2 separate regions of the Homo sapiens genome follow, and region 2 is linked to region 1. A link is a loop called in an ENCODE intact Hi-C map of the cell type or tissue named here. Cell type or tissue: GM12878. All regions are shown on one strand.

What was found. A loop is a pair of places that touch in the nucleus more often than their neighbours do. Peaks named below come from ENCODE experiments on the same cell type or tissue, not always from the same donor. Only the 100,000 strongest peaks of a DNase experiment are listed, where the experiment ranks them.
Region 2: a loop joins it to region 1, with 2.4 times the contacts of the local background. A loop is called at or near these places in 1 of 110 quality-filtered maps.

What each region holds. Positions count from the first base shown.
Region 1 is chr1:59,430,582-59,434,581 of GRCh38, forward strand. All of the region lies in intron 5 of FGGY (FGGY carbohydrate kinase domain containing), which reads left to right. Among named protein-coding and RNA genes, the nearest start is that of FGGY, 140 kb to the left of the region's middle. In GM12878, no CTCF peak of the experiment used is centred here; a DNase peak (open chromatin) is centred at 2,270; H3K27ac peaks cover 542 bases.
Region 2 is chr1:58,738,266-58,742,265 of GRCh38, forward strand. The region is part of intron 5 of LOC112268263 (a long non-coding RNA gene); the gene reads left to right. Among named protein-coding and RNA genes, the nearest start is that of MYSM1, 40 kb to the left of the region's middle. In GM12878, a CTCF peak has its summit at 1,781 (motif pointing right); no DNase peak of the experiment used is centred here.

The sequences.
Region 1 (4,000 bases):
ATTTTTCTGTTTTGAGACTTTGCCCAGCTGCCTCTATTCCCTAGTATGTAGACTTAATAAAAAATCTCTTGGTTCATAATAAACATGGAAAGGAGATGGTACACGTTTTCCATTTGCTAGTAGAGGTTTACCTGAATACAGTTGGTCATATATCTCAGTGTCGTCAGAGTACAACAAAATGTCATGCCTTCCCATGATTTCAGACACCACTCTTCAGTAATGACTTATCTGAATATCAGCCCTGTACCTCTCCTGAGCTCCAGCCTTAAGGGCACACTTTTCATTGGGTAGCCCTACCTGCTGACCCATAGACACCCTAGGCTCAACTCATTTTCCCTAAATAAATTTGCTTTTCTTTCTGTGTTTTCTATCATGGTAAAGGTGCTGTGATCCAATAACTCAAACAAGAAACCTTGATGGCATGCCTTCCATATCCATTACTGTTAGCTAAGTGGGGGACAATCTATATATTGCCTCAGATATCACTGGGATCCATTGCCCTCCTAACTAGGCTCCCTGGGTCCAGTCATCTTTGCCTTTCCTCCAACTTCTCCCCCATGTCACCTACCTCCTCTTTTCTCTACCCCCACCAAAACAGTACTTCATACATCCCTAGTATTGTCTTTAAATGTAAATCTGATATTATTTAACTATTTGAATTCTTTAGTAACATCCCACTGCTGGCAGGAAACAAGTCCTAACTTCCTAGTATAAGGAATATAAGGTCCAATGTGATCCAGCTGCTCCCTGACTCTCCAGTCTTACCTCCTGTCACACTACCATGGATCAAGCCCCATGGTTCCCTTTATTCTCTTTCAACTCTGTATTTTCGCATATGTGACTTTCTTCTGCTAGTAATGCCCTTTCTTAATTGGCCTGTACCTTTGACTCCTACACTTCTGTATTATTAGGCTATAGCACTAGATGTGGCTTAAATAAGTTAGATTATTTGTTTATCTGATAGTCCGGACGTAGATGCTTTCCATGAGATCATCCAGGAACCCAGGTAGCTTCTGCATTGGACTGTGCTTAACATGATGCCCCTTTCTGCATGATCCAAAGTGGCTTTCAACCACAGCTTCCTTCAAGGCAGCAAGATGGAGAATAGATGAAGAAGGAACACACCTTCTCCCTTTTGGTGCTGTGACTAATAAGAAATATATTTTTAGTTTCTGTTCCAGGTTTGTGACACAGAGCTCCTAAAAGCCTTGTAATTTCCAGAGTGATCAACATTCTAGGAGTATCTTTTGTTGTACTATTTAGACTTTGACTCTGGTTCCTAACAGAGCTTCTAAATCCCTTGGGGTTTCCTAAGCGATAGAGCATCTTTTGCTTTAATGAGGCGACTCTTGGGCTCCTGGATAACTTCAGAATGGGAGTTGGTCAGAATGGGACTTGGTCACTAGAAAGACCATGTGATGGATAGCAGCTCAGAATTTTCAGCCCTACTCCCCACATCCACCCAATCCACCAGGAGGGGAGAGAGGCTGGAGATTGAGTTAATAAGCAATCATGCCTGTGTGATGAATCATCCCTAAAAATCCCTGAAAGATGGGGTTTGGAGAGCTCCCGGGTTGGTGAACAAGTGGAGGTGCCTGGAGAGGGCATGAAAGCTCCCCACCCCTTCCCACATACCTTGCCCTATGTACCTCTTTGTCTGGCTGTTCATTTGTATTTGTATTCTTTATAATAAGCCAGTAAATTTAAGTAGAGTGTTTCCCTGAGTTTTGTGAGCCATTATAGCAAATTATCAAACCTGAAAAAAGGGGGTTATGGGAACCTCCAGTATGTAGCTGATCAGTCAGAAGTATGGAAGGCCTAGACTTTTGATTGGCATCTGAAATGGGAGCAGTCTTGGATTGAAGCCTTAACCTGTGTGATCTGCCCTTACTCCAGGTAGTTAGTTTAGAATTGAATTGTGGGACACCTGGTTGGTTTCTGAAGAGTTAGAGTATTGGTTAGTGTGGGAAAATCCCTCACACACGTGATGTAAAAATTGTCATGAGTATGCAGAAAAAAGTTTTTCCCCTTTAGTGGCAGTTTCCAGAGTTTGTAAATATCTCTGCTTCCCAATCTTTTGTGCCTCCTGTCTGTCTGGTACTCCACCTCTGTAGTAATGGCAGCAGCAGCAATTCTAGTAGTAGTCACAGTGGTGTTTCTCTAGTAGAAGCTGTAATAGTAGTAGGAAGAAGAGGTGTAGGAGTAGTATCAGTATCATAATTTCCCATTCCTAGTTTCAGAAGAGATTGAAAGGCTAAGTGACATGCCTGAGGTCACATAGTTAATAAGTAAACGGCAAAGCTATCGTTCTGACTGGGAGCTCTCTTACTTCAGAGCTCACCACTAGACTGTGGGTAGTTTTCAATCCAGTCACACTAAATGCCAGTTATTTCCTTACATGATTACCTCTCCCACAAGATTCAGAACTTCTTGAGGAAAAGGACATATCCAACTGACCTTTGTATCTGTAGAGCCTAGCTCCAAGGCTGGGCGTATCCATCAGTTTTAGACATTGAAATCAGGGTTTCTTAACCTTGGCACCATTGACATTTTGGGCCAGATAATTCTTTGTTGTGGGGCTGTCCCATTGTGCATGACAGGATGTGTGGCACCATCCCTGACTTCTACCCACTAGTTGCCAGTAGCACATATCCCCACCCGCAGCCAGATAAACCAAAAATATCTCCATGCATTGCCAGCTATCTGCTGGGAGACAAAATGTCCCTGATTAAGAACCACTGATTTAAATTAAATGAAGGCCAAGGAGCCTTGAGTAGTGTTCATATCCGAAAAGGGCATTTTCAGAATTGTTCAGGCTGCTGGATCTCTCAAAGATGATGATGTATTTTCCAGGCCTCATGTGTCTGGAGCACAGGTTGCCTGTGGTGGTGGCTGCAATGATCTCAGTGTGCCAGGCCTTCACGGGGAATACCAGAGAGGGTCCCTCTGGAGCAGCTCTTACTGGGTCATGGAGACCATCTGTCTGGCATGGTACCACCTGGCAAAATCTCTTTGCCTTAACCAAAAATATGCTTTTGTAAATTTCCTGGCAAAGCAGGGGCTGCATTCTGTTTCCTGATTTCTCTCTTTTATTTCCAGATGTGTCACTGGTGACACATAGAGCCCAATGAGAACTCTGTTGGAAACTCAAGTTTCTCATTCTTCGCCAGCTCCGTTGTCATGATTTTCCCACCGTCTAAGCCAGTGTAGGTTACGTTACCCACGTGCTGGTTAGTGCTTGGATGTCAGTTTTCCTTTTTAAATTCTAGATCTGTAGCATGCTTTAGGGAGGAAACTTTATGGCTTATTACACAAATGGAGTTAACCCTTCCCTGCTTTGCAGTGTTTTTGTTAGTGACAGAGACATGAATTCAAGATCTGCCATTTATTATTTGTTTCATTTTGGACAACATGCTTAGCTTCTTTGATCCTTGATTTGTTTACCTTCAAAACAGAGTAACCTACCTGTCCTGTCTACCTCCATGGGATTATTATTAAAACACAATAAGATAATCTGCTCAAAAGGCTTAAACTCCCTAGTATGATTTACTATCAGTATACCTTTTGCACCCAAGAAAACTCTACAGTATCATTGTTCATGGGCACCAAATTGTAAGTTCAGTTAAGGCAGACTTTGTGTCTTTTTCTGCCAGTTTCTAGGACCTAGAAGGTATTCAGTAAATATATGGTGAATGACAGTATGAAAAAAATTGGGAAGTCAGATTCTGTGGTTCATTGTACCAGTGGGGGCTGGAGGGAGGTAAGTGAATGGTTTGTGTGGCTTTGTGTCATTTGTATTTGTGACAGACATTCCAAGCAATAGCATTTTCAAGGGTTCACAAGTGAGTGCCTGCAGAGGCAGGACACACTTAACACTCTGGCAGATATGCGACAAGACAGGGTAGGGAGGGGCCCAAGGGAACTAGAGAGGGCATACCCAGCTGTCTTAGTCATTTTGGGCTGCTATTAAAAAATGCCATAGACTGGGTGGCTTATAAAC
Region 2 (4,000 bases), 690 kb before region 1:
TTATTGATAATGAAGATGAATTTATTTTTTATGTATTTTTGAAAAATCCATGTCCTGTCCTAAAGATTTTTGCTGCCAATTCCTTTATGTTCTGTGGTTATGGGACACTGTTTAGCTGTGACCAGAAGAGAAAAGGCCACAGTATCACCAAACCACCAAGAAGACAAAGGCTTAAGAAAGGAAGCCAAAGACCAAGGGGCATTAGGTCCTTGTGATTCCCGTCTCAGAGTGAAAGCACAAGTCGCAGCTTCAGAGGGCTTCCCAGAGCGGAGTGGGCAAAGCCGATGCATCCACAGTGTCTAGGCTGCGAGGAAACTAAGACGGCCAAATCCCACCCACTCCACCCCACCTTGAATTCCTTCTAAAGCTTCCACAGGTTCCTAGACTCATCTTGCATGCTCTCAGCAATAAGTAGTCCTCACAGTTGAGCCAGATCCCTCCAGCCAGTTTAAAAGTTCTGCCCAAATCTACTTTTCAGATGGCCCCGGTCCGGCTATATGGACTCACCCAGAACAAAGCTAACTTTGCACGTGACAACCCCTACTATTCTGACCTCACTAGATTAGGTTTCATGAGACCAGCCCTTAGGTCTGTTTTGCTGTATCCTCAGCACTCAATATGGTGCCACGTACAGAGTAAGCACTTAGGACATGTTGTAGGATGAATGAACAAGTGAAAGAGTGAGAGAATAAATTCACTCCTGAGTCTTCTCCTCTCCTGGCCAAATATCCCCAGTTCCTTCAACAGTTCTGATGTGGCTCCTGGACCTGTCAGCACTTGTTTTAGATATTCCCCAGCATGTCCGTGTTAAATGTGGATTTCAGGAACTTACACAATAGTCCTGGTGTGGTGTGGGGTGCACGATTCACAGGAACCATAACTTCCCTTATTTAGAACAACCTATTTTAATGAGGCAACTCAAGATCTTAAGAGCCATTATCAAAGCCACTAATGGTTAAAAAATCTGGACTATATTTTTAGGGGTTGGGGCCACTGCTATCAATCCCAGCAGCATGGTGTTCCTTTTTGACCATTCAAGACTCTGCCCAATGTTGTGGCAAAGGCAAGGGTAAGGAGTCAAAAGACCTGGATATGGGCATTGGGCTGGTAGCAGTAGCTACTATGGAGTCCCAGGTTCACTCTGGGCTAAACACTGTGCTAAATGTCTCACAAATATGTTCTCAGTTAACGCTTGTTGCAAGTAGAGTACTGTTTTTATCCATTTTTTACAAATAGAGAAATTACCTAAGCTTATTTCTGGCATTTCATTGTGCAGGAATCTCCAGCTCGTCACTCAAACTCTCTGGGCTTCATTTATTTTATCTGTCAAATGGAGATAATAATAATATCTGTCTTGGATAGTCACTGGGAAGATTTATTAAAAGGTTGCAGTGAAAGTAACTGATAAAGCCTATAAACTTGCAATACATTATTATAAAGGCTCCGATTTTCCAGAGCAAAGTCTGGAGACATAGATTTCAATTTCCTCTCTGTGTCTGTGTCTGCCATTCCAGATTGCTGTCAGTTAATGTAACAAATGTTTTCTTCCTTTCTCTAATCTTGGACATTTTTTTAATAGATTAAGAGTAATTACTCCCAAATGGATACATGAAAGCCCAATTTCTGCCTAACATGCATCAAACCATTCATAAATATGCTTTTCTATTTTATTTATTATTCTTCATTAAATCTATTTCAAGTGGAAACAAACAAATCCACTCTTTCCAAGTATTAAATTAACTCAACGCCAAAGGTGTTTCCTGTAACACTCTTCCAGCAGAGGGCACTATTTCTCTATAAAGAGGGTGCCTTAGTTTTCTAAACTGTGATCCTCAGATTTTGAGGTAATTTTTGCAGAGCCTCATAAATAAATTCAGACCCAAGTATTAAGAATTATTAATGAGGACAATGCCGTTTGGGTTTACTTCATGAAAAGAATTTTCAGTTAGTGCAGAAATGCTGATTTTTGCCCTCTGCCATATACGGTCAGGTATCTCCTTATTTAGAAATCACAGAATATGAGAGTTAGGGCCTTACAGATCACTTAGCCTGCAGATCACAAAGAAACTGCCTGCAGGTGAAATTCAGCCCACATTCATATTTTGTTTGCCTTGCAGAAGTTTATTATTATTGTTATCAGACTAACATTAACCAGGAGGGTGCACACAACATATAGATTTCTTAGCATATTAAAAAAAAAATAAATCTGAAGCTTTCACAATGCTGAGCCAACATGCCTCTATGGTGACAACTGGCTGGGATTCAATAAATTTACACCCTTGTGGACAGGACATATGCACACTAGTTCCCCAACAGTGACTTCTCATCCAGGCTGCCCCATTAGTATACATCAATTACCTGGACCTAAAAGCACTTGAGTTTATGACCTGTAGATTCTGGTCCAACTTCTTCATGTTACAGATGAAGACACTGGAGGCCAGAAATAGGAAGGGCCTTGCTCAAGGTCACACCACAAGTGAGGCGCTGAGACCAGGTCTCATTCCCAGGCCTCCCAACCTACGGGGTCACGGTCCTTTCCCACCTCTGGGGTTTCTCAAAATTAAGAATTGATCCTGACTCCTGCCTGTGCCTCTGTCAGAAAGCTTCAGTCCTTTCCTCCTTTACCCTAAGAGGCCAGTGTTCCCAGGCAGGTGGGAGGGCCACAAAGAGGTCCCAGACAGTGTAAAATGCAAGGAGAGGCTTTGGTGGTGGTGGTGGTTGGGAGTGGGGGGTGGGGTCGGGGAACAGAAAGAAGGGGAGAGGGGGCCCTCTACTAGTTCTTCTAGGGCCTTTTTCTTGGCTACTCCTGCTTTCCTAGGGCTAGTTTTGCTTCTCAGATCCTGATTTCTTGGGCTGATGGACAGAACTTGGAGAGCACAGTCAGAGAGACTTACTTTCTTAAAATTTCTGGGCCAGCCGGGCGTGGTGGCTCACGCCTGTAATCCCAGCACTTTGGGAGGCTGAGGAGGGTGGATCACGAGGTCAGGAAATCGAGACCATCCTGGCTAACACGGTGAAATGAAACCCCGTCTCTACTAAAAAAATACAAAAAAAAATTAGCTGGGCGTGGTGGCGGGGGCCTGTAGTCCCAGCTACTCGGGAGGCTGAGGCAGGAGAATGGCGTGAACACAGGAGGCGGAGCTTGCAGTGAGCGGAGATCGAGCCACTGCACTCCAGCCTGGGCGACTGAGCGAGACTCTGCCTCAAAAAAAAAAAAAAAAAATTCTGGGCCTTGGTTTCCTCATCTGTAAAGTGGAAGCATTATTACTTTGTGGAGCTTGTGTAAAAATTTTCTATTCGATAAGAAAAGCATTTGTGATTCATTTGCTTATTGACTGCCTACTAGATGTAGAATGTTTGGGGGTACAGCTATGCCTGAAACATGAGGATCCTAAATAAATGGCAGCAATTATTGGGGAGAAAAAGGAGACAGGCTTCTTGTTATCCTGTGGAGACTCTGTGCCTTTGGCCCTGAGGCCTCCACATTCCAACAGCTCTCCACCTAAGCCTGTGCTGCATATCTCGGCTGCACATTAAAATATCCTGGGCAGCGTTTAAAATCCTTGGTGCCCAGGCTCCTCCTAGAACAAGTAAATCAGAATCCCCAGGGGTGGTGTCTGGTCATTAGTGCAGCACAGCTGGGAACCACTGTCATAAATCCTCTTCCTACCATGACACAGCCTAAAGCCGTTTGCTTTCCTAGGAGCCACGTTGGCCACACGCTTCCTTTGCTGCAACCCCACTCCTGCCCTTTGAGTCTGGACATATTAATGAAATTCCTCTGACCTTCTATTTCTTTTTCAGGAAAATAGGGGTGTAGGGGAGACAGTTGGTAGCCTAACCGGCATCTGTTAGCTCCTTTTTCCATCTAAGCAGAAGGCAGATTTTGGAAGCTGACCACCTCCAGGGGTGAATCTGATTGGCCCAACAGTTATTCAGTCAATCCTCTTTTGTCAGTGATTGGTTTAGGAACGAGACTGTGGACCGAACTCCGTTATAT